Linked DNA regions of Mus musculus: regions 2 and 3 are each linked to region 1. The links are chromatin loops, found by intact Hi-C in ENCODE. Cell type or tissue: heart. All regions are shown on one strand. Links, peaks and the distances in the headings refer to the core of each region. The heading gives the core; the rest is flanking DNA. Region 1 overlaps Gtf2e2 (general transcription factor II E, polypeptide 2 (beta subunit)). Region 2 overlaps Dctn6 (dynactin 6). Region 3 overlaps Gm40487 (a long non-coding RNA gene).

Evidence for each region. Peaks named below come from ENCODE experiments on the same cell type or tissue, not always from the same donor. Only the 100,000 strongest peaks of a DNase experiment are listed, where the experiment ranks them.
Region 2: a loop joins it to region 1, with 8 times the contacts of the local background. A loop is called at or near these places in 6 of 42 quality-filtered maps.
Region 3: a loop joins it to region 1, with 8 times the contacts of the local background. A loop is called at or near these places in 14 of 42 quality-filtered maps.

What each region holds. Positions count from the first base shown.
Region 1 is chr8:33,764,142-33,774,778 of GRCm38, forward strand. The region is part of intron 6 of Gtf2e2 (general transcription factor II E, polypeptide 2 (beta subunit)); the gene reads left to right. Among named protein-coding and RNA genes, the nearest start is that of Smim18, 22 kb to the left of the region's middle. In heart, for the core only: CTCF peaks have their summits at 2,878 (motif pointing right) and 4,483 (motif pointing right); a DNase peak (open chromatin) is centred at 9,070.
Region 2 is chr8:34,094,830-34,105,466 of GRCm38, forward strand. It overlaps Dctn6 (dynactin 6), which reads right to left. Exons shown (of 7, transcript NM_011722.4): 3 at 2,360-2,465; 4 at 55-143. Among named protein-coding and RNA genes, the nearest start is that of Dctn6, 8.6 kb to the right of the region's middle. In heart, for the core only: a CTCF peak has its summit at 6,338 (motif pointing left); DNase peaks (open chromatin) are centred at 2,564, 6,382, 6,822 and 7,192; H3K4me3 peaks cover 1,357 bases; H3K27ac peaks cover 5,302 bases.
Region 3 is chr8:34,061,676-34,072,312 of GRCm38, forward strand. It overlaps Gm40487 (a long non-coding RNA gene), which reads left to right. Exons shown (of 3, transcript XR_870314.2): 2 at 1,589-1,831; 3 at 2,700-2,896. Among named protein-coding and RNA genes, the nearest start is that of Gm40486, 11 kb to the left of the region's middle. In heart, for the core only: CTCF peaks have their summits at 3,427 (motif pointing left) and 4,476 (motif pointing left); DNase peaks (open chromatin) are centred at 1,726, 3,866 and 4,436; H3K4me3 peaks cover 398 bases; H3K27ac peaks cover 2,115 bases.

The DNA of each region.
Region 1 (10,637 bases), core at 1,403-9,402:
TAAGATCTTTGTTGTTGCTTACTTATTCAATATATTATGAAATGTTTTCCTAGATTTCTTAATACTGAACCATGGTCAACACTCCTGCAGTTAGACTAACCTTTGGTGTCAGATATTTGGTCTCCATCTCTGTCTCATTTGAATTCAACCTGGATCAAGAGCAGTATGCACTCTAAATGATAGAAACATTTCTCCGGACCCATTGCTCAGATTTCTACTTCAGATCTGTCACGTCTAGGTTCTTTCCTGCTCACCTTGCCTTCTGTTGTTTTGTTAGAGTATTAGGTTCCTTGCATACTTGAAAGAGTTCCGTAAGATATACTGGATTGGTTGCCTTCTCGTTGACGGGATTGTTAGTGTCTTCTTTAACTGTATTTATTTTATTTATTTTTCTAATTTTCTGTTTTATGTGTCAGCCACACTAAATGTGCTTTCTTTCAAAATAATTTATTTACAAATTACATCTTTAATTGTCGCATCCACCCAACACCACGTCGACCTTCTTCAAGCAGGTTTATTCAGAACACTTAGCATTGCAATGCAGGAACAACAATCCCCTCTAACAACCCCGGGGCGCGCCTTAAATACCCTACTGACTCCTCCCAGTCACCCCAGTCACGTAACGGCAGTCCATTGGTTCACGCGAGCTGACGAGGCATGGCATCTGCGCTGTGCAGGCGGCTGGGATGTGGCTATGTCTGAGGTAATGAGAAAGTCAGGTGTAGGTCATAAGACCTGGCAGCTGTCGGGGTGCCATCTTGGGGCAGCGGCGGTAGCCGCTACACCCGCTCCTTACATTTAATGGCAACAGATTTGCAGAAGATGGCTTCTAGAACCTTTTTAATTTTCTCTGTTATTCTGCTTCTTAATTGCCAACTTTTTATACTTGGTATGGCTTCCTCAATTCTTTGTCAAACTATTATTTGACTTTTATTGCTTCTTGTTGTTTTACTTTAACAACATATAATCTGTCAGATCACTTGCTACCTGTTAAAAATTTGACTATTTACTCTGAACAATGATTAATCAGACATTGAAGTTTCACACAGTTTTAATAGTTGTTGATTTCCTTCAGTACTTGTGTAATTGATGTGTTATATATTTTCATGCAGTTTTAAACCTGTGCATGTTCTTGAATGATAATAGCTTAAGGATTATGTTCATACTCATACAGTGTTCCTCTCAGTTGCATTGTGTTATTTTACTGCTGTCCAGTTCTTAGATTTTATCTATCTGTAGCTCAGCTCACTTGTCATAACTCTTTCCCCTTTATATGCTGGACACCTTTTTTTGCCTGGCTTTTACTTTCACTTGTATCTTCTTGTTTGAGACATTTCTATTGTGGGTGGCTATGGTTCTCCTTAGCTTTTTTTAAAAAATTAATTTATTTATTATATGTGAGTACACTGTACCTGACTTCAGACACACCAGAAGAGGACGTCAGATCTCATTATGGATGGTTGTGTGCCACCATGTGGTTTCTGGGATTTGAACTCAGGACCTTCGGAAGAGGAGTCAGTGCTCTTACCCACTGAGCCATGTCTCCAGCCCCTATCCTTAACTTTTAAGACAATTTTATGTGTATGGATATTTTGCCTAGATATATATCTGTTCACCAAGTGCCTGCCTGGTGCTGGAGGAGGCCAGAAGAGGGAGTTGGATACCCTGTAAACCACCATGTGGGTGCTGGGAATTGAACCTAAGTCTTCTCAAAGAGCAGCTAGTATTCTCAACCACCTCCTGTCTCTTCAGCCCCTCTTTAAGATTTTTAATCAGTTCTAGTGCCATTTTATATTTGTCTTTTATGGGCATCCTACCCTTCCTTTATTTTGAAAACTGTACAATTTTTTTTCTCTTACTCTCTACCAAACTTTTTTGGTTTTCTCTGTAGCCCTGGCTGTCCTGGGACTCACTTTGTAGACCAGGCTGGCTGGCCTCGAACTCAGAAATCTACCTGCTTCTGCCTCCCAGGTGCTGGGATTAAAGGTGTGCACCACCACGCCTGGCCCAACTTTTTTTTTTGATACAAGCATCTCACAGTGCTATTCTGGTCGTGTAGCCTCACTCTATCCCTGGCTTTGTAGATCAGGCTGGACTTAAAGCTTCCTAAAGTGCTGGGATAAAAGGTATATGCCATCACACCAGGCTTTCTACAAACTTTTCTGTTTTTGACAGGTTCTGGGTTTTTGCTTTAGTCTCTGAATGCTTATTTGTAAACCTACTAAATAATTTGTTCTGTGTGCTGTAGTCATTAATTGAAGGCATTGCACTAAGGGGTTTATTCATTTCTTCTTAACATTTGTTTATCTACTGTGTGGCAACGTGCCCTCCGTGGCACACATGTGGAGGACTGCTTGTAGGGGTCAGTTCTCTGCTTCACACATGTGGGTCCTCACAGCTGAACTCAGGCAATCAGGCTTGGGGTACAGTGTGCCATCTCACCAGCCCTGAAGCTTACATTCTGAAGAAGACGATACACATCTAAAAATTTTACACAGTCCGTACACTAGCAAAGACATAAGTGTTTTGCCATGCTTGTTTAAGGGGGAAGGTGGGTGGAGTTCATAGGTGATCTCTGTGAAAATAGATGAGGTCAGCTGAAACCGGAGCCACATGCAGGCAGCCAGGAGCATGTCCGTGTGTCTGATGGTGCAGAGACACCTGCTGGGTCTCGTCTAATGATGTTTGCTTAATCAGATTTAGTAAATTGTCTTTTTATGACAGCCATTTTGTTACTCTTATTCATCTGAAATTTAAATAAACATATAAGCTTTTTAAAAAATATTTTTAATTTAATTTAATTTTATTTTATTTTATTTTTTTTTTAAAGATTTATTTATTCATTATATGTAAGTACACTGTAGCTGTCCTCAGACACTCCAGAAGAGGGCGTCAGATCCTGTTACGGATGGTTGTGAGCCACCATGTGGTTGCTGGGATTTGAACTCCTGACCTTTGGAAGAGCAGTCGGGTGCTCTTACCCACTGAGCCATCTCACCAGCCCTATTTTTAATTTTATGTGTGTGGGTGTTTTGTCTTTATCACATATCTGCATGTTTCCTGTGGAGACTAGAAGGTGGCTTTGGGTTTCCTCGCACTGGAGTCTCAGCTATGAGCTGCCGTGTGGGTGCTGGGAATCAAACTTTAGTCTTCTGGAAGAGCAGTCACTGCTCCTAACTACTGAGTCATCTCTTGAGCTCCAGTATAAACTTCTAATATATAATTAGTTTAAAAGTCAGTAGAATACCCTAAATGCAATGTAAATGATTATATTTAACTTTTTTCTTTAAATATTAATAAGTAATCAGGCATAGTTAATGCCTGCAACAAAATATAAATGAAATAACTGTCAACTTAAATGTGGAGTCACCATGACTCCACATATATGATACCTGATAGCTATAGGTAACCAGTAGATGTTTGATGCCTGGGCGGCATATGTGCTGTAACTTGTGATTTCCTTCAGCCGTTCACAATTCTTGGTCAAGTTCTAGAAGGTGAAAAGTGTACCTTTTCTGTGATTTACAATAGCAAGCTATTCTATATACAGTATACAACGTAGAAAATGAAGAATTAAAACAACACAAAATAGTTGTGAACAGTATTGTATTATAAACTCCATTTAATATAAACTGATATTTTTCAGTAATTAATACCTTCCAGGAAAGATGATGGGAGCAGAATTTTCAACTTTGGTAGCATTAACATTTGAGGCTAAAATTTTTGTTGTTGTTGTTGTAGAGGGTTGTTCAGTGCAATATAGAACCTTTATCAGCATTTCTGGCTGGTTTAACTGTCAGAGACACAGCTTCCCCATGGTGTGAGGCCATAGCTGCCTCTGTATATTACCAAATGTTCCTTGGGGGACAGACTGTTCTGCGTGAAGAGTGGGTTAAAGATTCAGTTAATATTTATAAAAAAGAAAATGGATTGAGATATGTTCATGGGTTCAATTATTTAGTACACTCAGTGAATATCGTTTTTTTTGACCTTATAGGCAGTGATGTGAGAACCACAGTTTGCTAAGTGTGCTATTCAGTAGCTTAGGTGTATTTTAGTTTGTATGTTCAACTTACCAATGAGTTTATCAGGATGTAACCCATTCATTGTAAGTCAAACATCTGTATGGTGTAACATGTTGCATGATAATTTTATAATCGTAGAATGCTCAAGAGACATTGTAGGGAACAGTCATGGACAAGAGCCCTGAGGATAACATGAGTTTTTAGTAGATATCGGTATAAATCACCGATGTAAAATTAATTTGAAAAAGTTTTTGTTTATGATGTAAATATGTATTTCCATGTAAGGCCAATTGAAAATCTACAGGTTTTGGAGCTGGGGTATTGTAGTAGTGTTTGCCTAGCATATATGAGGCTCTGAGTTCAAGCCCTAGCCCTGTGTCCTTCTACCCTCAGTCATGGCTCATTGTGATGTTTGTCTTTGATATGGTGGCATCAATGGTGATGTTTGTTTTAGCCCACTAGGTGTCAGTCTCCAGTAGAGCAGAAATGCTCTTGAATGGACAAGCAAGTGAAAGATCACCCTTAGTTTTGTCTATAATAAAAGCACGTGTCCTATTGTTTGTTCTGTAGGGATTTTCTTAATTAAGAAGTAAACAGAATATTTAAACTAAAGCATGCATTTAATTTCAAAAGGACATTTATTTCCTTAAACCAGACTCTTACTAATTTAGATATAATATAAATGTTGGTGGTCAAGAGAATGTAAGAGAACAGTCCAAGGAATTAAATCTATAGCTTCGATAAGATCTCCTTTCCCTGGAAACTGGGGATTTTTACCTTGTGAGTTTATGATAATTAAATAGAAAGGAATCTGGTTCCTAATTAGTACATAGAAATTGCTAGCTGCTAGCAGTAGTATTGAAAATATAGTATCTAAGAGGCTTAGTCCACCTATCTGGCCGCTTGTTATCCTAACTCAGGGTTTTGTAGTTTTGGATTTGACTAGCTAAATAGGAAAGAAGTAGATGGATTTTAGAAGTCTGGGCTGTATTTGCAACTCTCTTCTACAGCTACATCGTTTAGTGGCTCTTGGTATTTCTGATGAGAATCCCTGTATGGGACGATCTCCTCATTGCTGGTAGTTGGTTTTAGAAGCTTAAATGTTTTATCTTTATTCCTAGAGTTCTCGGATTCTTCTAGCAGCTATCGTTGTTGAGTCTTTACTTTGCACTCTGTTGCTCTTTTAAGTGATTATCTAGTTTTATTTTTGTGGTGCTGTGGATGGACCTAGGGCCTTTGGCATGCTGGGCACATTTTCTGCCACAACATGACGTCCCCAGAGCATTATATTTTGATGGTTTGGTGACATGCATGTATTTTAGCGCAATTTTTACGCCGATTGACAGTTTTCTTGTGTCTGTCTCTGTCTGTCTGTCTGTCTGTCTGTCTGTCTAGCCATATGCTTTTATGAGTGAAGCTTGGTGTCATGTATACATATGGCCAGTTTGTTTGTTTGTTTGTTTGTTTGTTTGTTTGTTTGAGACAGGATCTGTCTACATAACCCTCTCTGTCCTGGAACTCACAGCCTTGGCTTCCCACTTGGTTGGACTGTAACCTGTAAGCTGAAATAAACGCTTCCTCCTTGAGTTGGATTCAGTCAGTGTTTATCACAGTAACAGCAAAACAGAACACCTTTGTTTCAGAAATGCTTTCACAGGCATAACCAGAGGTGTGTCAGGCCATCAGTGAGGGTTGTGTCTGGGACTGTCTACCTAACCACCAGCTTATCTATCTGAGGTAACAGTTTCACTGTTTCCACTTTGGTCTGTTCCTGAGTTCAGTCTAGTTCCAGGGTTATAGTGTATCCAACCTATTTTTTTTTTTTTTTAAGCAACTTGACAATATTAGAGAAAATAAAGGTTCAGCTGGGTATGGTAGTACACACCTTTGACCCCCCCACTTGAGAGGCAGAGATAGGTGGGATCTCTGAGTTTGAGATTACCCTGATCCACAAAGTCCCAGGACAGCCAGGCTACAGAGAGAGATACTCTGGGAAAAAAACAATGACAAAAACAGCAAAGTAACCAAAATTACCTTGGTTTTTAATTTGTAGTTTATTAGACATGTTTTATAAACTTAAAAAGTTTTTCCCGGGCTGGTGAGATGGCTCAGCGGTTAAGAGCACCGACTGCTCTCCCGAAGGTCCTGAGTTCAAATCCCAGCAACCACATGGTGGCTCACAACCACCTGTAATGAGATCTGATGCCCTCTTCTGGTGTGTCTGAAGACAGCTACAGTGTACTTACAGATAATAAATAAATAAATCTTAAAAAGGAAAAAAAAAGTTTATCCCACTTTGCACCATTATTGAACAGTTTGTATTCTCAAATATGTTAAAAATCAATTAAATTTGGGGTCCTCTCAAATACTACTGAAATTTGTGATCTAATGTTCATCTTAAATATTTGAGTAGCTATAAAATATCTGTATAGTTTCATTGATAACACATCTTGTAACAGCATTAGGCTAAAGAAAGGCAAAACAATAAAAATGTTTTATTTTTTTATAATGCTGAGTGTGGTACATGCCTGTAATTTCAGCACGTGGGAGGTTGAGGCAACAGGCTTGAGAGCCTCAGAGCAGGCCGAGTTATATACCCAGACCTTGGTTTAAAGCACAACATAGTGTAATACAGCTCAATGGTAGAATCCTTGCCTGGTATATGCAAGGCTCTGGGATTGGTCATTAGCACTGCCAAAAGAGAGAAAGGAAGGGAGGGAGGGCGGGAGAAAAAAGTAGGTAAATTCAGGACAGAGAAGTCAGGAAATGTTCTCTGGAAATGATTTATTAGCCATGCTATAGCGGGAGAGTTGAGTTTTGTTTTGGTGCATGAGCAGTATTTATCTGAGGTTGAGTTACTGTTGCTCCACCACCATGACCAGAGCAGGCTGGGAGGAAAGGGTTTCTACTTACATAGAACACATAGAACTGTTCATCATAGAAGGGGATTAGCACAGGGGCTCAAGCATGGAAGGAGTCGCTTGCTTTCTTACCACACCCAGAAAAAATAGCTCAGGGCTAGCACCACAATGGGCTAGGCCTTCCTCCTCCAATCACTAATTAAGATAATGTCCTGCAGATGGATCTTATGAATGCATTTTGTCCCTAGAAATGAGGTTCCCTCGTTTTTAGTTAGTGTCAAGTTGACATAAACTAGCCAGGACAGCATATATTTTGAGGTCCTGTGTTAATGAACAGATTCATTTGTCACACCATGGCTAGTGCTATTCTTGTAGGGAATGCCTCTGTGACTGTGTAATAAGAAATCTTTAGCATTCAAGCTTTTTTTCCCTTTGTTTGTTTGTCTGTCACTTATTCTGTAGGCTTAGCCTGGTCTTGAACTCACAGAGATCCATCAGCCACTGCCTCCCGAGTGCTGGGATTAAAGGCATGTGCCATCACCCCTTGGCAGCATACAAACTTTTGCACATATCAAATAAAAAGGCAGGTCAAGCAGTTTGTTTTCAGAGAATTTAAATTTTACAGTGTCACCAACAGAAGCATAGTAAGAAGTCTCTGGAATGAAATTAGCCAGTGAATAAGTGATATTATGAACACAGCTTCTTTCCCTTTTGTTTACACAGATAACACACACACACACATAAATACACACATACATATATACACAGATGGGTTAATACGCAAAAACACGTTTTTCATATGTTGGTAAACTAGAATAAAGGAAATTTTGGTCTAATGCCAGAACTATTATTTTGTATAGTATACTTTTTTATTTTTCAAGACAGGGTTTCTCTGTATAGTCCTGGCTGTCCTGGAACTCAGAGATCCGCCTGACTCTGCCTCCCGAGTGCTGGGATTAAAGGTGTGCACCATACTTCTTATAACAACTGAAATAATTAAAAACAAAATAACAATAGTAAAATGTAAAAGTTATTTTGTGTGCTTTATTGGAACTAAAAAGATATTGTTTGATCTGTCATTACTTGTAAGTGAATGCTATATATTCATCTCATGTAGGCAGAATCATCACATTGTCTTAAAGTTTGGCTTTTAAGGGCTGGAGAGAGGATTTAGCTGTGAAGAACACCGATTCCTCTTGTAGAGAACCCAAGTTCAGTTCTCAGCAATCCCAGCAGGTACCTCCAAAGTGCTTGTAGCTTCTTCCAGTTTCAGGGGATCAGACATCCACTTCTGGACTCTGCAAGCAAATGCCCGCATGCATGCATGCCTGCCTGCAAACATGTATAAATCTGTATGTGCATGCACACACATAGATACATATACTGATCATTTAAAAAGTGAATCTTAAAAAAACCCTGGCTGTTAGGTAGTTGGGAACTTCTAACTCCCTCTTAGATCCTACCATTATGCCAGTGCCAGGAATCTGAAAATTTAGGACCTTCTTAGTCTATCAGGGAGCTGAGGTTACAGAACAGCTGTCTGCTCTGCAGTCTATGAATAGGTATCCCAAGAAAAGACGAGGTATGGATACTCACTTACCTGAGACAGACAAAATGAGCACTAATCAAAAGAATGTAGTTAAGAATTTGAAAGTATTGCTGAAGACTGCACCGATTAGTATGAAGACATAGGTCTCAAGGCTGGTATGGATTCAGAGGTTCAAATTCCCCACCTCCAAGCCCTTCTCCATAGACTCCACCAGATTCTTTTTTTTTTTTTTTTTTTTTTTTGGTTTTTCGAGACAGGGTTTCTCTGTGTAGCCCTGGCTGTCCTGGAACTCACTCTGTAGACCAGGCTAGCCTCGAACTCAGAAATCCCCCTGCCTCTACCTCCCGAGTGCTGGGATTAAAGGCGTGGGCCACCACGCCCGGCTCCACCAGATTCTTGCAGTGAAGGTTGAGGCTGTTCTTTAGGAGAACCCATGGTTTGATTTGATTCCCAGTACCCATCTACATGGTGGCTCACACCCATCTCTAACTCAGGTTCTAGGGGCTCTGATGCCCTTATGGCCTCCACTGCCTTGGTCACATATGATGCATAACATACATGCAGGCGAAATACCCTTAGCAATGTGAAGTTCCAAAACACTCAGGCAGACTACAGGGGAGCCAGTGTAACAGGGAAACCCAAGCCTGGAGGGCAGCAGCCATGGAAAACACTTAGGACAAACCAGGCCCTGTTCTGAACACAAGGAGTGGCGTAAAGAATTGGAAGCCAGTTTATTATGGTGAACGATAGCAGAAGATGTTGCTGACCAAGTGTACATCCTGATTAGATTGCCTCACTGCAGGCTTGGCAAAGGAAAGGCGTTCCCATTTCCAGGCATACAGACTATTACCTCTGATTTCAGCTGGCCACAGAGGATGTCCTGCTTGGGAAAAAAATGCATAAAAAGAGACAAAGGAAAATATTATACTGTTGAGACCAGGTCAGTAATGAGACCAAATTCTTAAGACACAGATATTTAACTACTAGATAAACTGCTAAACACAGAATTTAAAATAAAGGTTAATGTTGACCTAAGTAGTAGAAAAGGCCAGACCAACTGTATGATGAAGTGGAATATGTCACTAAGAACATCTAATGGAAAGTGTGGTGACAGAGCTGAAGAGCAACTCCAGTAGCCTCTCAGGACACATGACGTAGTAGCCAAGGGGACATTTTTAACGATCTGTAGGACAATATCACATGGTCTTCAATTATCTTCATGGATAATTTGAGTCTGAAGGAGATGGTGGAAGAGAAAGTTGAATATCAGTGGCCAAGAATTTTCTAGAATTAATGACATCAAACCAGGATGGATCTAAGCACGTGAGATAAGTCATGCCTCTCCAAGCCAATGAAAGAGGAAAACATCAGACTTGGTTTATTCAGACTGCTAACTACTGAAGATGAAGACAGTGAAAGAAGAGAAAGAGTCATTACAGAGGAACAGATAATTACAGCAGAGCTCTTAAAAACTCTGTGTGTGTCTTTCTGTCTGTAATCCACATCCAGTTGACTGCTGCACATAGTATGAGATAAAGAGCCTGCCTTTCCTGCTTGTAGATTCAATTATTTTTCTGGCACACTTTGTGTTTTGTGTGTGTGGATGTTTTGCATGCATGTATATCTGTATGCCACCTATGTGCTTCGGACCCGCAGAGGCCAGAAAAGAGCCTAATCCCAAAGCCGGAATTAAGAGATGGCGTGAGTAAGCCACCATGTGGGTGCTGAGGGTGCCAACCAGGGTCCTCTGGAAGAGCAGCTGGTGCTCTTAACTGCTGAGCTATCGCTCTGGCCACACTGACTCCCCAAGACATTATTAAAGAGACTGTTTCATTTTCTGCTTTTACATTATTAAAAATCAATTGAGATATTTACTTTAACTGATATTAAGATAATCCTCTCTGTACTCTATTCTGTTTTGTAGGTTGACACTTCTTTATTTTTATGCTGTTTTGATTACTGTAGCTTTGTAATGTGGTTTGTGGTCATTGTTGTCTCTTGCCTCCAACTCTGCTCCTTTTAGCTTAAGATTGCTGTCTTAGTCTTTTATTAAGAAGTGTCACAGACTGGGTGAATTATAAAGCAAAGAGGTTTATTCAGAGACCTTCTTCCTGGTAGAGTTCTGGGGTGGTGTAGGGTGTCACATGTAGAAGGCGTGGGAACATACCAAACAGTAGCCAGACTGGCTGTATGAACTTTGAC
Region 2 (10,637 bases), core at 1,544-9,543, 330 kb after region 1:
ATACAGGGAGCAGTCTAGGCACCAAATCTGGAGGTGATCTGAGGCAAAGGATACGACAGCCCACTTCAAATACGTTGTTGGTGCCAATAATCATAGGTTTGGGCTCTGTATCTTCAGTATCTGGGATGATGTTATCCGGATGACTATAAAGAGAAGAGACGAGAATCACCAAAGGCCAGTGACACGGTAAGCAGCTGTCATCCCCTTTCAGAATCTGAATCAAGCCGGGCGTGGTGGCGCACGCCTTTAATCCCAGCACTCAGAGACAGAGGCAGAGACAGGCAGATTTCTGAGTTCGAGGCCAGCCTGGTCTACAGAGTGAGTTCCAGGACAGCCAAGACTACACAGAGAAACCCTGTCCTGAAAAAACCAAAACCAACCAACCAACCAAACAAGCCCCCCAACCCCCCCCCCAAAAAAACCAAAAAACCAAAACAAAACAGAATCTGAATCAGCTGTCTCAGTTTTACCTGCACCAAGCTCAGATGCATGGCTATCCTAGCTTAGATGCATGGCTATCCTAGCTTAGATGCATGGCTATCCTAGCTTAGATGCATGGCTATCCTAGCTCAGATGCATGGCTATCCTAGCTTAGATGCATGGCTATCCTAGCTCAGATGCATGGCTATCCTAGCTTAGATGCATGGCTATCCTAGCTCAGATGCATGGCTATCCTAGCTTAGATGCATGGCTATCCTAGCTTAGATGCATGGCTATCCTAGCTTAGATGCATGGCTATCCTAGCTTAAGATGCATGGTTAGGTCCTGAGCCAGGGGAATAACTGCTCCACATCCCCTCTGTGCTGGGAAAGGCTAGGTCCTAAGTTGAACATAACTACAGAAATGTGAGAAGTCACAAGAACGAAACAACCTCAGAAGAAGGTGTCACACCTTTAATCCTAGGAAGGCAGAGGGAGGCAGATGATTGAGTTAGAGGCCAGCCTGGTCTACGAAGTGAGTTCCAGGACAGCCAGGGCTACAGAGAGATCCTGTCTCAGAGAGAGAGAGAGAACTGGGACGGGGAATCTATCAGACCTCCTGGAGTTGACGCCACTGCGAGCTGCCCTGTGTGAGTGAAGAGACAGGAACTCAAGGACTCCACAAGGACAGCAAGAGGTGCTAACTGTCAAGCCACTTCTCTAGCCTTCCTTTATTTCTTAAATTCTAACTTCAGAGGACATTTCCCAGTGTAGGGGAATGCCAGGGTGGGAAGGCGGGAGTGGGTGGGTGGGGGAGCACCCTTATAGAGGCAGGGGGAGGGGGGATGGGAGAGGGGGTTTCTGGAGGGGAGACCTGGAGAAGGGATCACATTTGAAATGTAAATAAAAAAAATATCCAATAAAAGAAAAATTATGTTCAGAGGACAGTTCTCTAGGACAATGTAAAACACAACAGCAAACCCCCAAACAATAAATATACTTTTAGCCTGCTAGAGAAGGATCAAAATCAGGCCTAACGTGGAATTTTTCCATTTGTAATAACCATTTGCAACTGCGAAATGGAAACCGCTCTTCGGAGCGATGGGTATTTAGTGACATATGTGGACGATAAAGCTGTCCTCTTAGAGCAGAGCTTTAGCTGACAGCTGATCTCTGCTGATTCACAGGCTGCTATGAATGATCTCACAACCAAGGTGCCAAAGATGGAGGATAGTAATACTGGGAAAGATGGATTCACACCGTCAGAAACTCCCACACGTCCTGTGTAAGTGTCAGACAAATCAGCCCTTTTATCACAGCTAAATATTTTCCCACACAAATTCCATACGTTGTTGCTACAAATTAGGTAAAAGCTTAAATTTCTTGCCAAAATTTTATCTAGAAAAATTTATACATGCTTTCGAAAATATCCTGGGTATTGTAGCTCAGTGCACAAAGGTATACATTAACAGTTTCTCACATTGTTCTCTTTAAAGTTTACAAATTGCTACAAGGATCCCATACTTGTGAATATAATTCTGGATGCTTCCCATGTGGAATATGGCAAAACAGAGTTAAATTCACATACAGACATCAAAAGAAATCCAACCAAAACAGTAGTAGGTATGGTAAGCACAACACAGGGATGTTGGATGGGATCAGGAAACCATTACAGGTTTGCTGATGGATCCAAGTATCCCACTGGGAGATCACCAGACCCAGGGCTGGTGTGTGTGTGTGTGTGTGTGTTTTTCTCAGTGTTTTCTGGTTTGGTTTCTGTGTCTCTCATGTACTTAATGCTAACCAGGCCTCAAACCTCCCCCTTCTCTTGCTCAGAAAGAATACTCGTTCCTGAGCTAAGCTGTAAGAGGCTCCTGGGCAGCGGCCGATGTTGGGAAACCTTCCCCGTGCCGTCCAGTTTGGAGCACAGTCTTACTCACGCATTTATGATGAGGGCCTGCTCTTCTATCAGGTTTCCTTCACCGATGATTATTGGCCCGGCCTCCGCGATAATTCGTGCTTTAGGGTGGATCACCGTCCTCGGGCCTGTGCAGCAGAGCAGGGGAGAGGAGATGATCAGGGCAGGCTGCACTTCCAGCAGGAGGTGGGAGGTGAGGGAGGTGGGGGAAGCTTGGGGAGGAACCTTTTCTAAGGCCGTGCCAGGCACCGTGCTGAGTACCGTACAGGTACTATCTCCGGCTGTTATCAGCAGCAGTTAGTGCCAGACCTACAGCCGAGGGAAGTGAAAGGGCACACATGGCAGAGCGGACAGCTCAGCCTCCATCCAACCGCCTGTGACCTCAGAGTGTGGAGACAGTGTGTGGTACGTGGGCAGAGATAACACTAATTCTTGTCCTTGCTTTCAGACGGGCCTGACACTGCTTATAACGCAGCGAGCGCTTCTATGTGATTAAGAAAAACAGGTGCACAGAAGTCAGGAAACACAGAGTCCGCCCGCCTTCAGCCTCTTTGTATCATCTGAGTGTGTGTAGCAACTGCAAGCAGGCAGGGCATGATAAGCACAGTTCTCATACCTAAGGGGAGGGAGGCAAGAGGAGCCAGAGGTGGGTGCTGAGCCGTGACACTGACCTGAGACAGCTCAGTCTCAATCTAAGGGCACAAGGAGGACAGCTTCTGAGAACTGGGTGGCTCTGGAGGAAGTGGCCACACGCCCACCTCCCACTGATGAGAAAACACCTTCCTCCACCCACACACCCACCTACTCTTATCGTAGGATTGAAGCTATTTTTTCTTTCTGTTTTTGTTTTGTTTTCTAAAGAAGGATCCCACTCTATCTCCTGCTGTTGGACTCTGCCTAGCCCGAGTGCTGGGTCACTCAACGCTATTTTTATTTGTACACAGTGATGAGAAGTAACTCCCTCAGAAAGGAAGGTGGACGGAAGGATCAAGGGGGCAGAGGTGTCACTTTCCAGGATTCTGTGTTATAAACTGTTAATCTGTGGTATATAAACAGTCACTATCTGCTTATAAAAGGCAAGATGCAACACTCTATGTTAAAGGGCAACAGAGGAATAAACAGACTGCAGGAGCGGGAGCGGGAGCAGGAGCAGCTCAGTTGGTGAGCGTGAGCATAGGTGGTGTGTGCAAGGCCCTGCATGGGATTCCTAGTGCCAACGTCTCTTACACACACACACACACACACACACACACACACACACACACACACACACGCCCCGAACACAGAACACAGGCTATCTCTGCCCCTTTGAAGTTGTCCTGACAACTGGGATTACTTAGTGCACCAACTCCCACCCAATTCTATGAAACAGATACGCGTAGCCATAGTTAAACTGCTTAATGTTCCTGACGGATCGATCACATGTACATACCCGCCCAAGAGCTATCTGGATTCTCGAATGAAACACACACACACCAGGTAATTTTAATATGCCTTGACTAGCTTAATGACTGGGCAGTTCTTATCCTTCCTGCTGCTAGCAAACACCCCCCTCTGGTATTTCTGTGTTGAAATCTTTTAAAACCTATATTTCATCTCTGCTACCCCAAACACAATTGGGGAAGTGGCTCATGTGGCCACTCTCCCTGATTCTCACGTGTCCAGGCCTTTAGGTCTGGTCTTTCTTCTTCCCTGTCATAGCCATCTTTGTTCTTTGTTTTCTCCTAGCCCACACAACTCTAAAAGTCTTACCTCAGTCTACCTGCCAAGCTTGGCCATTGGTTCTTTACTGATCAGTCAAAAACCAATTGGGGACAAGGACCTTCAGCGTTTGGACACACAGATTCACAATTAGAACCAATCCCCAACAGATCCGAAGCCTCCAAGGTGAGCAGCGGGGCTCTGGATGGGCTCTCAGTGCAGCTCATTCTTTTCCTGAGATAAAGAACCAAGGGAACTGATAAAGAGAGTAGGGGCCCAAAACAGGGCATGGAGTCCCAAAGCACACAGGCGTATGAGACTGTACAAGTAGCCTTGCTATTTGGGAGAGAATATTCTCAATACACCCACCCCACCCCCACATATATGTATAGTATAGATACATGCCCACACACAAATAGTATAAAATAAATAAACAATCACGACTAAAAATTAAAATAAAGCAAGCACAGAATGGTGGGGCCTGTCTGTGAGTCCTACTCCTTACGGGCCTGACTGTCTAAGTGCAGGGAAAAGCTACTACAGACTAAACACTGTGGCATACTTGAGACCTATAAACACCAGCACATACAAAATCAGTAAGAAGCTTGAAAATAAAACTCGGAGAAAAGCATTCGAACACTTTATGGCTACAGCGCATCTCACATTTCATCAATACACTGTCATTTACCTACCTCATTCCTCAGCATGGCCACTTAGGCATCACAGGCTCCAGGTGCTCAGCAATGCCATCACCAGTCCTGGGTTCTTCTGAGATAACAAGTTCTACACCCTCCAGTGGTAAAAGCCCAAGGAGACCTACAGCTCACTCAATACGGATTTCTATTTTGTTTCAAAATACTCCAAGGGCCACAGTCTAAGTTAGGGTCTTTGTAATTAGAGCCCCAGCCTGTACCCATCCTAGTCTAGAAAGTCTAGACTCTGGTCTCTATCACATATAGGCAATGTGTGTGCTTATGTTCTCTCAAGGGCTGTTTCCACATCTGTAACAGGACGGGAAACGTGGGTTACAAGAAACACTGTTTGAAAGAGATGTCACAGGATCTGACCTGCAGTTCTGAAGGAGAGATTCAGGGGCTGACAGGACAGCCCAGCAAGGAAAGCCACTGCTGCCAAGCTTAGTGAACCAAATTCTATCCCCGAGACCCACACGCTGGAACCCACTCCTGACCCTGACCCCTGACCATGCTCTTGGATGCACACAATATATACAGGAAGACATTAAAAACGACAAGGTTACTGTGTCACGAAGAGCTCAGAATTCCTGAAAACTGAGCAAAGTGGGTAGTTTAGGCCTGAGGACAGAGCAGGGCCTGCTTTCTCCTTTCCTCAGGTGTCATGGTAACAGCTTTTAACTACAGGAGAGCCTTCTGCTTGGTAAGGGATTAAGTGGGACATGGAGATCATTGGAGCCATGACAGGCAGCAGACCTCTGGTCAGAGCTGGGTAAGCAGCCAGAGGCACCAGGCCTCCTGCTGACCCTTAAGTTGGAGCTGTGACAAGCACAATTTGTGAGAAGCCCACCTAAGGATGTATTCTGAAGACTAGGAGCCCCTGGCACTGGTGGCCTGTCTTTCTTTTTTAACATTCCTCTTCCGTGTACCTCTGAAAACAAATGACAATGCTACTTTTTCTTTAAAAATCCATGACAAAGGGCTCCCTGGAGACACTTGCTGAGTTCTATAACGTCACAGATGGTGGATGCTTGAGTGGCACCTGAGGTTGTCCCTGGCCTTGACGTGTGTGCGCACACACACACACACACACACATACCACCCTTCTATTTACAAAACACAGTTTGGCATTGTGGTGCCACCTGCAATCCCAACACTTAGGCGGGGGAAAGAAGATCTGAAGTTCAAGGCCATCCTGGACTTCACAACCAGTTGGAGGCTAGCCTGGGCTACATGACACTCTGTCTCAAAACAAACAAACAAACAAAAACCATAAAAACCAAAAACAAAACAAGTAAAATGAAACAAAGTTATTACATAACAAAATCAAATCAGAATGAGTATTTTTTTGAGTAAGGGTCTCTCTATGTAGTCCTGGCTGCCCCAAATTCAGAGGTGCATCTGCCTCTGACTCTCTGTTGCCCGGCATCTGAACAGTTTAAGCGGATGTTTTCTTGCTGTCATTATTATTTGTTAATCGTGAGTTACTAATAGAACTGGTAACTGGAGAACTGAGTATAAATGTCAGGGATGCTCTCTTGGAGCTAGCACATGGACAGCTTAGGTGAGGCCTTTGGTTTTGACACTACTGCCACCTGCTGGCATCCTGCCCCAACTGCAGGTTGTGGCCCACAGGGACTGAAATAGAGAGGGAAGCCAATCTGCTTTGAGTTGAGAGATGAAAGCAAGTTGGGGAGGCAGTGGGAGGGGGTGCGCAAGAAACTGCACAGCCCCTCGAGTGAGGCTAGCACAGAGCACATGTGACAGCTAAGAGTGTGGTGTGGAGAACAGGAAGAAGGCACAGCTGTGTGCAGTTTCACACTGCAGGCCTGGGACAGGGGGCCTGGCCTTCCGGGCAGCCTTAGCGGCGGGCGGCATGACACCTACCAGACAATCTCCTCCTGGGTGCCACAAACCTTCTACCTAGAACGAGTCTGACTTAGGCCATGTGTAGGGGTCTTAAAGCTAAAATGCTCTTTAAAAACAAGTCCCCATGCCAAGTCCCCTTTCCCACTTGACTCCGCGTGGACCTTCTTGGCGCGGCTCCTGGCAGGGCGGTTTGTATACTTTCTTACTGAGTGTGCTGAAAGCCTCTCTGCCTTATCTCCTTGTTTGGACAAATGTGTCTGGAGTCAGAGCTCCCTTAACTGGCGTATGAGTTATTTTTCTAAACCGCTGGCTGGGCTTCCAGAGCCCTGCCAAGAGGACATTCCTGCATCATGCCTCTTTCCCCTCATTTGGTAAAGGGCGCTCTTCACCTTTGCAAGCTCTGCATACATTTTCATATGTCAACAAATAAACCCAAGCTCTTTCTTTTTAAAATTACACCACTCCCTTGACCCCAGCAGAGGCTCTGGGTTGGGGTGAGCTCTGCTGGTGAGAAGTTCAAGGCCACCCTGGACTTCACAGGGTCAGGTGGGAGTGTCCCACTGTGCCCGGGCTGCTCCTCTTGTGCCATGGGGGTCTGTCCTCACAAGCTCGTGGGCCGGGGCTCCCCTGGGGCCTTCCTCACGTTACATGCCAGCCAACTCTCAGAGGGAGGATTTACAGAAAGTACTTTGTAACAGTCTAATAGAAAACAAGTCTGATCCTATGAAAATGAGCAGGACTCAGTCTGAGCACCTTCCAGTGGCGGTGTGCCTCCCCAGGGCTGGACTTCTATGATTTACCCCCTGCAACAGCCCCTCTGTCACAGCCCCACCCACACACCCCCATTCTGAGACAGTAGGATGTAGGCAGCCCTGACAGAACACACACCTGGCTTCATACTTCTAGTCAGCCTCACTGTTAGAACAAATAAATCAATTTCTAGAAAACCACAGATCCAGTGTAAGGTTCAAATAACTTGAAACACAGGAAAAGAAAACCCTGCCCTCTTCAAACTAATAAAAGTGTAAAAAGATGGGCAGTCCTTAGATTGAGCACCCACACACACTTCTTGGAGCACTCACACACTCCTGTGGAGCACCTCACACACTTCTGTGGAGTACCCACCCACACTTCTTGGAGCACTCACACACTCCTGTGGAGCACCTCACACACTTCTGTGGAGTACCCACCCACACTTCTTGGAGCACTCACATACTTCTGTAGAGCACCTCACACATTTCTGTGGAACACCCACACACACTTCTTGGAGCACTCACACCCTTCTGTGGAGCACTCACACACTTCTATGGAGCACCCACATACACTTCTGTGGAGCACTCACACACTCCTGTGGAGCACCTCACACATTTCTGTGGAGCACCCACACACACTTCTTGGAGCACTCACACTCCTGTGGAGCACTTCACACATTTCTGTGAAGCACCCACACACACTTCTTGGAGCACTCACACCCTTCTGTGGAACACTCACACACTTCGATGGAGCACCCACATACACTTCTGTGGAGCACTCACACACTTCTTGGAGCACCTCACACACTCCTGTGGAGCACCTCACATACTTCTGTGGAGCACACACGTCTGTGGGGCACCCCATACACTTCTGTTTACTGCTCCCCAACTCTCTGGGGAGTAGTTTATCAAGTTCCAACTGCCAACTGCATAGACAACAGGAATGATTTACAACTATTACTCCAGGAACCCGAGCAAAACCAAAGAAAAGCTTGACATGGAAAAGCAAGACATGGTCGGAGAGCTGGAACCAGGTAACTTGGCTCTGATTAAACTTTATAATAGTGTTTATAAAGGAGGAGGGTTTACATCCGAGGTGTTATTTCAGAAAAATAAATACTTGCCAAAAAGTGAAGATATTTTATGCTAAGTGCAACAGTGACAGAAATAATTATCTAAGCCCAAAGTCTGGGAAAAACCACTTCTTTATATACACAATTAAAGAAGCATAAAGTTTGGGGTTAGGAGAGATAAACACTTACAACAATCATAAGATAAAAACGGGGAGACAAACACCGCATAACTGCATCCCTCTCCTGCATCTTTTCCTTGCTTGTTTATTTTTAAAGATTTATTTATTTTTATTTATATGAGTACACTGCTGCTGTCTTCAGTCACACCAGAAGGGGGCATTGGATCCCATTACAGATGGTTGTGAGCCATCATGTGGTTGCTGGGAATTGAACCCAGGACCTCTGGAAGAGCAGTCAGTGCTCTTAACCGCTGAGCCATCTCTCCAGCCCCCTTCCTTGCTTTTAAAATGAAACTGTTTCTAAGATAAATGTAAGCATGTTCACTGCATGCTTAGTGCATATCTGATGCCGAGCATCACTATATGTGTATAGGAAATACACACACACACACACACACACACACACACACACACACACACACACACTATGCATAAAGCAAGCCACTCTGTCGATAAACAGCAAATCATTCCAGCTTTTTTTCCCTAAAGATTTTCTCTATCACTTCTGAGGGAGTAGGTGTGAACATAACCAAAACATGTTCTATGAAATTCTCAAAGGATTAGTAAAACAATTTTTTAACCACTTCATAAGGCTGGGCACGGTAGCACATGCCTTTAATCCTAGCACATAGGAGGTAGGAGTTATATAGTGAGACTGTATGTTATAAATCTATCACAAAAAACTCTTTAATGGCATACCATTACAGATTTAATATTCTAGCTGTATAGTATCAGCTAGTGGTCAAATGCCAGACTGAAAGTGCATGTGGGGGCTGGAGAGATGGCTCAGTGATTAAGAACACTGGCTGTTCTTCCACAGGTTCAATTCCCAGCACCCACACGGCCGCTCACAGCTATTGATAACTCCAGTTGTAGGGAAGCTGGGAGCTCTCCTTTGCCCTCAGCTAGTACTATGCGCATTTGAAACACATAGATACATACATGCAGGCAAAAACACCCATACACGTGAAAAAAATGAAATTATTAAAATAATAAACTAAATACTATCTTTGCCTACATAATTCCAGCATGTAGGGAGGGGAGGAAGACAAGAAAGCCAGAGGAACAAGAGGGGTAGGTGCTAGAGCAGAGCCCTAGGCAGGGGCCATTGTGGGCTCTGAGTGTGAAAAGTCCTGTATGGGCTCGCTGGCAGCACTGTCTTACAGTCTGGGGAAATCTGTAAGAGGCTGAGCCTTGCCGTTCCTAGTCCTGGCCACTTTGTCTCCTGAGTGCAGATAAGGCAGTGTTATACCCTGAGGGGAGCTCTCACCCTCAGGCCTTTCCAGCTGCCACAGCCTGAATCCCTTTAAAGCTGTGATGAGCCCATCACAACCATTCTTCCCTTTTGTGTTCTGACAGTTTCCGCAAGCTTCTGTAAGGCCATTTCAAGTATACATCTGTGTGCTAATGCTGTGGGTATATCTATCCTCTCTATAGATGTACTATATAGCACATATCATAAACTACTTAAAATGAGAAAGAGGAAGGAACCCAAGGGAAGTGTTCCTAGTTAAGGGCACATATGACTTTAGTCTGCCTTTTCTTCTACTTACAGAACAGCTGTGAGCTTGTGTTCCTCCTGAGTGGTGATGAGAGCCACATACACTCTGCAGGTGGCGAGAAATGGAGGACACTGTGACATGCAGGAGAAATCATGGCTTGCGATCTCCTCATGCAAAGTTTGCAGTGAAGACAAAAGTTAAGAGCACAGAAAAGAACCAATCATCTTCCACATCCTGTCAGCTTATAGTCACTCAACAGGTCACGTTTTAAACGAAGTTCCGCCATAGTGGCATGGTCTTCACTGGTCTCGTAAGACAGGCCACTGGCTGGAAGCCTCGACTTATTCCAGGGAAAATGGCATTCTCCACATCCCCCCCATTGAAGAAACTATTGTCAGGCCTCATGATGCACACTTTAATCCCATACTCAGAAGCAGAGGCAGCTGGATCTTCGTGAGTTCGAGGCCAGCCAGGACTCCATACTGAGATCCTGTCTCAAGACCCAAAACCAAACCAAACCAAACCAAGAAAC
Region 3 (10,637 bases), core at 1,407-9,406, 300 kb after region 1:
GGCTATCCATTGCCTTCAAACAGACCATCCTCCTGCCTCAGCATCCCGAGTGCTAGAGTTCTAGGCATGTGGCACCATCTCTTAAGTTAAAAATACATATTGTGAACATGTGTCTTTAGATATGTATATTTGTGGATTATGAAGCTGGAAAGGGTATGGTGGGAAAGGAGGAAGATGTCCTAAGGGAAATGGGAAATGAGAACATTGGAAGGAAAACGTGGACCAGGCAGAAGGAAGGGAAGAGGGAGCACGGGGAAGAGGGAGCACTGGAGGGGCAGTGTGTGGGGAGGGGAACAGGGACAAAGGATAATGAGAATGTTCCGGTGAAACCTGTCAACTCAGATTCGAACCTAAAAGTGAATTAAAAGTAAAATAGGATAAATATAGTAATATGTATACTCATCGTTACTCTGTGGGTGGTAGCTTAGTATACGGTGTATTCATGTGTGTAAGTATGTCTGTATGCAAGCTTGAAGAGAGGCCTGAAGTCCAAACCAAGTATCTTCCTCTATCACTTTCTGCCATGTTTTTGTTGTTGTTGTTTTTTGGTTTTTTTGAGACAGGGTTTCTCTGTGTAGCCCTGGCTGTCCTGGAACTCACTTTGTAGACCAGGCTGGCCTCGAACTCAGAAATCCACCTGCCTCTTTCTCCCAAGTGCTGGGATTAAAGGCGTGTGCCACCACCACCCGGCTTTTTTTTTTTTTTTAAAGATTTATTTATTTTATGTATATGAGAACACTGTAGCTGTCTTCAGACATTCCAGATAGTTGTGAGCCACCATGTGGTTGCTGGGAATTAAACTCAGGACCTCTGGAAGAGCAATCGGTGCTCTTAACCGCTGAGCCATCTCTCCAGCCCCTCTGACTTGTTTTTTTGAGGTCTTTTTGATGAAGTCATCAATTAGCTAAACTGACTGGCCAGAAGACTCCAGGGACTTGCCTCTCTCCACCCCACCAGTGCTGGGATTACAGGAGTGTGCCATCACACCATATTTTTTCTTGCTTCCTTCCTACTTCTCATTTTCTTTTTAAAGATTTTATTTATTATATATAAGTACACTGTAGCTGTCTCCAGACACACCAGAAGAGGGCAGCAGATCCCATTACAGATGGTTGTGAGCCACCATGTGGTTGCTGGGATTTGAACTCAGGACCTCTGGAAGAGCAGGCAGTGTTCTTAACCACTGAGCCATCTCTCCAGCCCACTTTTTTTTTCTTTTTTTCTTTTTTTTTTAGAGATTTATTCATTTCTTGTTTTATATGAGTGTTTTGCCTGCATGTATGTATGTAGCCAACGTGCGTGCCTGAGGGTGTCACATCTGGAAGTGGAGTTGCAGTTGGTTGTAAGTCCGCTCTACGTGAGTGCTGGAAGCAAAGTCCCCTGCAAGAGCTGTCTGTACTCGTAACCACCGAGCAGTCTCTCCAGCCCTTCCCACACCTGTTTTTTTGTATAGGGGGATCTGAACCCAGATCCACTGCCTACACAGGAAGCACGTGATCTCCCGAGCCATGATCCTCCCCCGTGGGCTGTTTAAAATTTGTAAATTGTTTTTGGAATGTTCCAATTAACATTTTCAACTTTTTTTCAGGGCATGACCGGCTCTGGGAGCTGAAGCTACAGAGGATGATAAGGAGGACTCTTGAAGTGGAAAATGTGCCTCAGCCTCGGGAAGGAACTGCATCCTGGAACTGGAGACCGGGATGGACTCCAAAGAGGCCTTTCTGGCTCATTCCGGTTCCCTCTGCACACCTGCCTCAGCCTGTGGTCGTTTAAAAAAAACAAAAACTACTCCTGACCAAATTAGCTTTCTAAGCTGCCCGTGGCGGTTCAGGTGAGTAACAGTTCCACTCGCGAATTCCTGAGGGGAATTTGATCTCTCGAGGCTTTCCTGGGCCATCCTCAGCGATGCCAGAAAATTGGGAGCCACTCATCAGAGCCAGACACACAAGCTAACCCTAAAGTGACAGAGAGGCTTGAGACTGGAAAGATGGGGACCAGGGAAGATGGCCGGGTAGTAAACAGATCGCCACACAAGCACGAGGACCTGAATTTGAGTCGCAGCATGGTCCATATGAGAGCAAAGCCAGAATTTGTAACCCTAGTGTCAGGAGAGTATAGCTAGTGGTTCTCGGCCTTCCTAATGCTGCGGCCCTTTCATACAGTTCCTCATGCTGTGGTGACCTCCAACCATAACATTATTACGTCGCTACTTCATAACTGTAATTTGCTATTGCTATGAATTGAAATGTAAATATCTGATATCTGACCCCAGGGAGTCATGACCAGCAGGTTGAAAGGCACTGGTATAGACAGCCGGTTCCTCAAAGTTTACTAATCTGAGAGGTAAGCTCCAGGTTTAGAGGGAGACTAACTCAAAAGGTCGGGAGGAGAACAATAAAGACACTTGATCTCTGGTTTGCAAAAGCACACTCATGGGTGAGTGTACTTGAACAGACAAGGAGAGAGAGAGAGAGAGAGAGAGAGAGAGAGAGAGAGAGAGAGAGAGAGAGAGAGAGAGAGAACACAAACAAGAAAACACACACACACACACACACACACACACACACACACACACACACACACCGAGGGGAAATAGGCCAAAGCGTTTGCCCAGCAAGGCAAAATCTAATTCTCCAGTTTGGAATGTAGATCTGGCATAGTCTTATTTTCTTCCATTTCCTGCTTGCCTCCCTATCCAGACTCACCCTGCATAATGCATGCAGTTGACCCTCCATGGCTACAGGGCTCTGCACAGATTGTTCGCACTCTGGAATGTTCTTCCTCCTTTTCCACCTGACTGGCTTCTAATCATGCTTCAAAGAGTCAACTCAAATGTCACATTCTCATGCACAGAAAGTAATCTCTAGTCCGGGTCTCATTTTACTGGGAATTAATCATCTTAGTTGTCATGGTGAGACTTGTTACCCTTGGAGGGGCGGTAGCAGCATGCATCTTGGGAGTAAAGTGGTGTTCACAGTAAACTTCTGAAGGATATTCTTTTTTTTTTTTTTTTTTTTTTAATTTTTTTTTTAAAGATTTATTTATTTATTATATGTAAGTACACTGTAGTTGTCTTCAGATACACCTGAAGAGGGCATCAGATCTCATTACGGGTGGTTGTGAGCCACCATGTGGTTGCTGGGATTTGAACTTCGGACCTTCGGAAGAGCAGTCGGGTGCCCTTACCCACTGAGCCATCTCACCAGCCCCTGAAGGATATTCTATTCGCCACCAGTTCCTATGAACGACGGTTTCTAAATGGTGACGGTGAAGTTACAATTGGTAGCAGTATCAAAAGATATGAAAGGGGCTGGAGGGATGGCTCAGCGGTTAAGAGCACTGACTGCTCTTCCAGAGGTCCTGAGTTCAAATCCCAGCAACCATATGGTGGCTCACAACCATCTGTAATGGGATCTGGTGCCCTCTTCTGGGGTGTCTGAAGACAGCAACAGTGCACCTTCATATAATAAATAGATAAATCTTTAAAAAAAAAGATATGAAGATTTTTTTGTTTTTTTGTTTTCTTTGTGAGTCAGAGAAAGTGGGGAGGGAAGGAGAGGTTCCTGATAAGATACTAGCTATTCCCTACTACTAATAACACCTTAGGCATATCACAACCTAACAAATGACTACATTTCCCAGACTTCCTTGTGGCCAAGGCCAAACATATGACTAGGTCCCCACCCTAGTTTATGGATAGAAGAGATAAGCGTGACATCCATGCTTATTGCTTAAGGGGAAACAGTTTGCTGTCTGCTTTTTCTCTTCCCCTTTTTCTGGACCAAATATAAGGTGGTCATGACCCAGCTTTGACCACTCAGCCAAGAACAACATCCTAGGAACTGTGATGCAACATGATGGGAAGGAGCCACGTCCCTAAATGACCCAAAGGAGCTCAACAGCGCCAGCAGCCTGGACCACTCAGCTCTGGTCAGTTGCGTCTTCTTCAAGCCAAGAGTTGGGATCGTAGCCATGTTACCAATGCTTTACTCTAGCCATCTAGCCTTGCGGCCAAACAGGAGACAGTTCTCTAGAGCAGAGAAGAAATCACTGGTCCCCTTTTTGTCTCCATACCCCAAACATCAAACATAGCATCTTATAGATGAGAAGTGTTCAAGGAGCCTTTGATAATTCAATGGGTGCTGGGCTGGAAGGGAGGGAAGAGACAGGCGGTAAAAAGTGAGTGATGGAATGGGCTGTAGTCTTGGAAGTAGAGTGTTTGCCTGGCATATAGGTAGGAGGCAGGCCCTTAGTTTGATCCCAGCATGGCAAAAAAAAAAAAAAAAAAAAAAAGACGGAAGAAAGAAAGGAAAGATGAATGGAAGGAAAGAAAGACTATGTTAGAACATCTCTGAACAGCCCGTGAAGCAAGCGCAGGTGAAGGAGGACTTCCATTGCTGCCACCTAGATTCCATGGAACTTTTTTTTTTTTTTAAAAGTTAGGGGGGAAAATATCACGTTAGTTGATTGACCCCTGCTGGCCGTTTGGAATTCTGCAGCTTGAATCAGTCAAACTGTTCAGCCAAAAATGTCTTCACTTTTTAGAGATCAAGGAAGCAGCTGTTAAAAATCTGAATCCACACTTAGGAAGCACTAAAACCCAACAACGATAGACACAGCCGGGGGGGGGGGGTCGGGGGGGGGGACAGACGACGACTAACAATAACAGAGAAGTGCTCTGGGCCGGCCACGGTGGCGGCGGTGCTGAAGCAGCCCTCCTCCAATGGAGGAGGGATGGCTCAGGATCTGGTTTTGCTCTAGAAGGTTGATTGAAGCTCGGGGTCCAGTTTCTCCTTTTTATAGATGTGTTTCTGTCCTTTGATCATGTCAAGCCGTAAGATGTCTCTCTGGTCCTTTCTCTTCTCTCCTCCTGTCATTTCCTTATCTGTTTCCACAGCTTGGCCTCTCTCTCTCTCTCTCTCTCTCTCTCTCTCTCCCTCTCCCTCTCTCTCTCTCATTTCTATCAGTGGAGTTAGTCATGACATTGTTGAGTTATTTGATTAAGAAAAAAAAATGAGGGCTGGTGAGATGGCTCAGCAGGTAAGAGCACCCGACTGCTCTTCCAAAGGTCTAGAGTTCAAATCCCAGCAACCACATGGTGGCTCACAACCATCTGTAACGAGATCTAGCACCCTCTTCTGGAGTGTCTGAAGACAGCTACAGTGTACTTACATATAATCAATAAATAAATCTTTAAAAAAAAAAAAAGAAAAAAAATGAAAGCTGAAAAATAAACAAAAAACTTTCTTTCTTTTTTTTCTTTTTTCTTTTTTTAGTTTAGTTTTGTTTTCTTTTTCGAGACAGGGTTTCTCTGTGTAGCCCTGGCTGTCTTGGAACTCACTCTGTAGACCAGGCTGGCCTCGAATTCAGAAATCTGCCTGCCTCTGCCTCCCAAGTGCTGGACCCACACCCGGCTGTAACAAAACACTTTCGTTCACAAACTCTCTCAAAGCATTGTCAAGAATCAGAATCTCCTCAGACTAGAAGAAGGCATCCCAGGGCAGCGGCAGGGCTCTTCTTCAGTTTTGGGGATGGGGGAGATGCTTCTAAAAACCAGCCTGGTAACTCTCAGAGTGGCTGGAGAGATGGCTCAGTGGTTAAGAGCGCTCACTGCTCTTTCAAAGGACTGGGGTTTAATTCCCAGCATTCACGGAGTGACTTCAACTCCAGTTTCAAGGTGTCTGACTCTGTCTTTTTTCCTCCTCTTGAGGCCCTGGGCACTCTTTTTTTTTTTTTTTTTTTTTTTTTTTTCGGTTTTTGGTTTTTCGAGGCAGGGTTTCTCTGTGTAGCCCTGGCTGTCCTGGAACTCACTCTGTAGACCAGGTTGGCCTCCAATTCAGAAATCCACCTGCCTCTGCCTCCCGAGTGCTGGGATTAAAGGCGTGCACCACCATGCCCGGTGAGGCAGAACACTCATATGTGCTGCATAGTTTTACATAAACTTGAGACAAGCTAAAGTCATCTGAGAGGAGGGGACCTCAGTTAACAAAAGTCCTCCATCAGATAGGAAAACCTGTAAGGCATTTTCTTAAGCAGTGATTGATAGTGAGGGCTCAGCCATTTGTGGGTGGGGCCATCCCTGGGCTGTGATTCTGGGATCTGTAAGAAAGCAAACTGAGCAAGCCAGTAAGCAGCGTCCCTCCATGGCCTCTGCGTCAGCTCTTGCCTCCAGGTTTCTGTCTCATTTGAGTTCCTGTCTGGACTTCCTTCAATGATGGACTACAGAGTGGAAGTGTAAGCTAAATAAACCCTTTCCTCCCCAACTTGCTTTTCGGTCATGGTGTTTCGACTAAGCATCAGAACTCCACCAAGGACAGTGGATCTCAATAGGTGGCCCAGTCTAGACTTGGACTGTGTAGCCCAGAACTCAGGAGGCTGAGGCATGAAGATAGTAGCTTTGAAGACAGGCTGGGCTATAGAGCTCAAGTCTAGCCTGAGCTATTCAGAAGGGCTCATACCTGGAGACAGAGGGCTTGTGAAAGGCTTGTAGGATATTCCTGATGGAAGATGGATTCACCCCAAGCCAGTCACTGGGGCTTTCTCTCTTTGCACACTGAAAAGTATGTGGTCTTTTCTGTTTCTTTGGCTCTGGCTGCTGGAGAAAGAAGCAGAAGGTGTTGTTACCAACTATCTATGATGCCAGGCTTCTAGGTATGGGAAGCAATGATATCCAGAGAAGAGGGGAAGGGTGCATGTGAAGGAGAGCAAGATGAGGAAGCGTCAAGGCTGGAGCAACTGATCCTGTATCCTCAAGGCCAGATCAACTGATCCTGTATGCTCAGACACCAGCACTATTTTTTTTTTTTTGATGTGCACCTGCCCTCTTCTAGAGACTGTTCAGGGAGAATATGAACATGGGCTCCCTATTAGAGATAGGGATTTAAAAAGACAATAAGCTTATACTGTATGACTTTGTTTATTTGAATCCTGTGATTGTATATGCTCTGCCCAGGGAGTGGCACTATTAGAAGGTGTGACCCTGTTGGAGCAGGTGTGTCACTGAGGGTGTGGGCTTTAAGACCCTCATCCTAGCTGCTTGGAAGCCAGTCTTCTGCTAGCAGCCTTCAGATGAAGATGTAGATCTCTCAGCTCCTCCTGTACCATGCCTGCCTGGACCATGCCTGCTCCCACCTTGATGATAATGGATGGGACCACTGAACCTGTAAGCCAGCCCCAATTAAATGTTGTCCTTTATAAGACTTGCCTTGGTCCTGGTGTCTGTTCACAGCAACGAAAACCCTAACTTAGACAAATCCCTAGGACTTGTTAAATCCTGCAACAGGGAGATGTCAGGACAGTGGCTCTTGATTCAGTGTGTGAATATGTGAATGGAGTTGGAGGTTGACTGGGAAGGACCGTGTGACGGTTTGTATATCCTTGGACCAGGGAGTGGCACCATCTGAAGGTGTGGCCTTGTTGGAATAGGTGTGACCTGGTTGGAATGGGTGTGTCACTGTGGGTGTGGGTATAAGATCCTCACCCTAGTTGACTGGAAGTCAGTCTTACACTAGCAGCCTTTGGATGAAGACATAGAACTCTCAGTTTCTCCTGTGCCATGCCTGCCTGGATACTGCCATGCTCCCACTTTGATGGTAATGGACTGAACCTCTGAATCTGTAAGCCAGCACCAATTAAATGCTGTTTTTTATAAGACTTGCCTTGGTCATTGTGTCTGTTCAAAGCAGTAAAACCCTAACTAAGACAGACCGTGAGGGTATTTTCTGTATTTCTATGAAGGATTTGGATTTCCTTCTTATAAAGCTTAATTCAAAAGTAGACCAATAGACCCAAGATTTGTGCATACCACAGCATATAGATCAGATGTGGCTAAGTGTTGAATTGGGGTGGAGTGTTTGTCAGGGTTTTCTGACTTCTTGGTTCATTTCTAACAGGTCTCTATGCAGCCAGGTATATTTTGGATGCTTCACCTTCTGGATTCAGAAAGTTGGTACTAGGGTGTTGAATATGCCCAGCCCCCAAGGCTTGTTGCCTGGCAACCAACCAAGGATCTGTTGATAATGCTATAATCGTGACTTCATCCTGAGGAGAGATTGGCAGCCAGCTTCCAAAAGGGTACCCAGGGGTCCCTATCAACAAGTTATGACATTAAGTCAAGCATCATGCTTGTTCTCGGGTCAGTCGTTTTGGAGGAAGCCAGTCCTGAGGAGATGCCTCCTGACCCCCAGCTAGCGTCAGCTGCCAGCCACCTGGAGGAGTCACTTTGGAAGCAGATCCTCCAGACCTGGTTCATGCTTCACCATGAGCCTCCCGAGAGGGCTCAAGTCAGATCCATCTTGCCAAGAGTTCCCTACCCAGAGAAGCTCAGATGAAAGGCAGACTGCTGTCTGAGGCCTGAAAAACTGAGGTTTTACTATGAGATAAATGATGCAGAGTCACTGCGGGGATCTTCAGCAGACACTGAAGGTGTCACCCCGAAGGTACAGTCTGCATTTTTATGGAGAACTACAGATGCTATACACTGCTCACAGCCTTCCTTACTTCCCATTTGAAGTTCAAGGGAAGTCTGAGAGATGGTTTCTCTTGTTATCCAGACTCTAGAGTTGTAACAAAAATCATTGAGTTCTGTAGCCGGACTTTCTGCTACTTTGTGGGTTCTTCTTTCTTCCACCTTTCACCACCCCTTTTCCAGCCTTTCAACCTCCTGAGGCTAGATGGAAGAGAAAAAAAGGATAAGGGAGAAGGGGGCAACGCTATTGTTAGACTACTTCCTGCTGACTAAGGGTGTCCAGTTCATTGGGGCAAGTTTGATCTTCAAGGGCAGGATATCTAATTTCTTCTTGTTTCTTCTTTGCTCACAGTTACTTAACAAACTGCAGCCAACCAACAACCCACCACTCAGGGCTCTAGCGTTTATATACCCTCTGAAGAGTCCCCAGCATTCCAAATATCACACGATCGCAGAAACTGTCTGCAGCTGGCAAAAATCACGCCTCTGCTAGAGCACGAGGCAAATCACAGTCAGCTGCTGTGAGCAGTCTGAAGCAGCCCCACGTCCCACATCTGGGATTAAAATGGAGACATATTCCCATAATCTTCCTGTGGTTTTGTTTTTTTTCCAAAGAAACCAAAGTTCTCACTACAAAACTCTTTTTAAGACTCTACCCTCTATAACACAAAGGGAATAAAGCCCTGACCACATTTATTTTAAGATCCTGTGGTGCCTTTAAATAATAGTGCCTTGGACCAGAGAGGTCTCCAGGTCACATACACTGGAAAGTCCTCTCCTCTCCTCTCCTCTCCTCTCCTCTCCTCTCCTCTCCTCTCCTCTCCTCTCCTCTCCTCTCCTCTCCTCTCCTCTCCTCTCCTCTCCTCCCTCCCCTCCCCTCCCCTTTCCTCTTCTTCTCTCATTCTCTCTTCTCTCTCTCTCTAATTTCTTTCTTTTTTCAAGACAGGGTCTTACTATGTAGCTCTGGATGACCTGGAACTCACTCTGTAGACCAGGCTGGCCTCCAACTCATAGATGCTTCACATGCAGCCTCCTGAGATGGCTCAAGTCAGAATCATCTTACTACCCCATTCCTGAGTTCCCGACCCAGTGAAGCTCAGAAATCCACAGATCTCCTGCCTCAGCCTCCTGAGTGCTGGAATTAAAGATGTGTGCTACCGAGTTTGCTCTTTTTTTCTCCTCTCTTCCTCCTCCTCCTCCTCTTCCTCTTCCTCTTCCCCCTCCTCCTTTTGAGACACAGTCTCACTATGCATCCCTGACTCATCTCTAAAGACTAGGGTTGCCTCAAACTCACAGAGATTCTCCTATCTCTGCTTCCTGGGTGTTGAGATGAAAGATGCCCTTAAAAAGATATTTCTTTTTTTTTTAAAGATTTATCTATTTATTTTATGTATGTGAGTACACTGTGCTCTCTTCAGACACACCAGAAGAAGGCAGCAGATCCCATTACAGATGGTTTGAGCCACCATATGGTTGCTGGGAATTGAACTCAGGGCCTCTGGAAGAGCAGTCAGTGTTCTGAACCACTGAGCCATCTCTCCAGTCCTCAAGAGCTATTTCTAATATCGTATTCTCCTCGTCAGCCTCACTTCTCTCTGAGAGGAATCTGTCTACCCAGTCACGTTTTGTGTGTGTGTGCCTGTGTGTGTGTGTGTGTGTGTGTTTGTGTCTGACCCTCCTTTACAGGAGATTTCATAGCAGTGTTCCCACTGTAAAAGAAATACTTGCTCACTTTAGAGAAAATGGAAAATATATAGAGCAGCCATTGTTAAAGTTAGGTGTGTGTGTTTCCAAAGAAAATTAATTACAAATGACTTAAAGTGAGGAAAGTGATGAGTTTAAATTTTTAAAAATAATTTATTTTATGCATATTGGTATGTTTTTGCCTGCATGTATGTCTGTGTGAGGTTGTCAGATCTTGGAGTTACAGACAGTTGTGAGCTGCCATGTGGGTGCTGGGAATTGAACCAGGGTCCTCTGGAAGAGCAGTCAGTACCCCTAACCGTTGAGCCATCTCTCCAGCCCCAGTGATGTTATTTATCCTGCTGCAGCCAAAGTTTTGAAACCAGTGTTGTCTCAAACTAGAGATTTGTGTGTTAAAGGCTTGCTTATCCTGGTGAACGATAACTCAGAACTTCTGGAAATAGCATGGACCCAGATAACAGGGAAG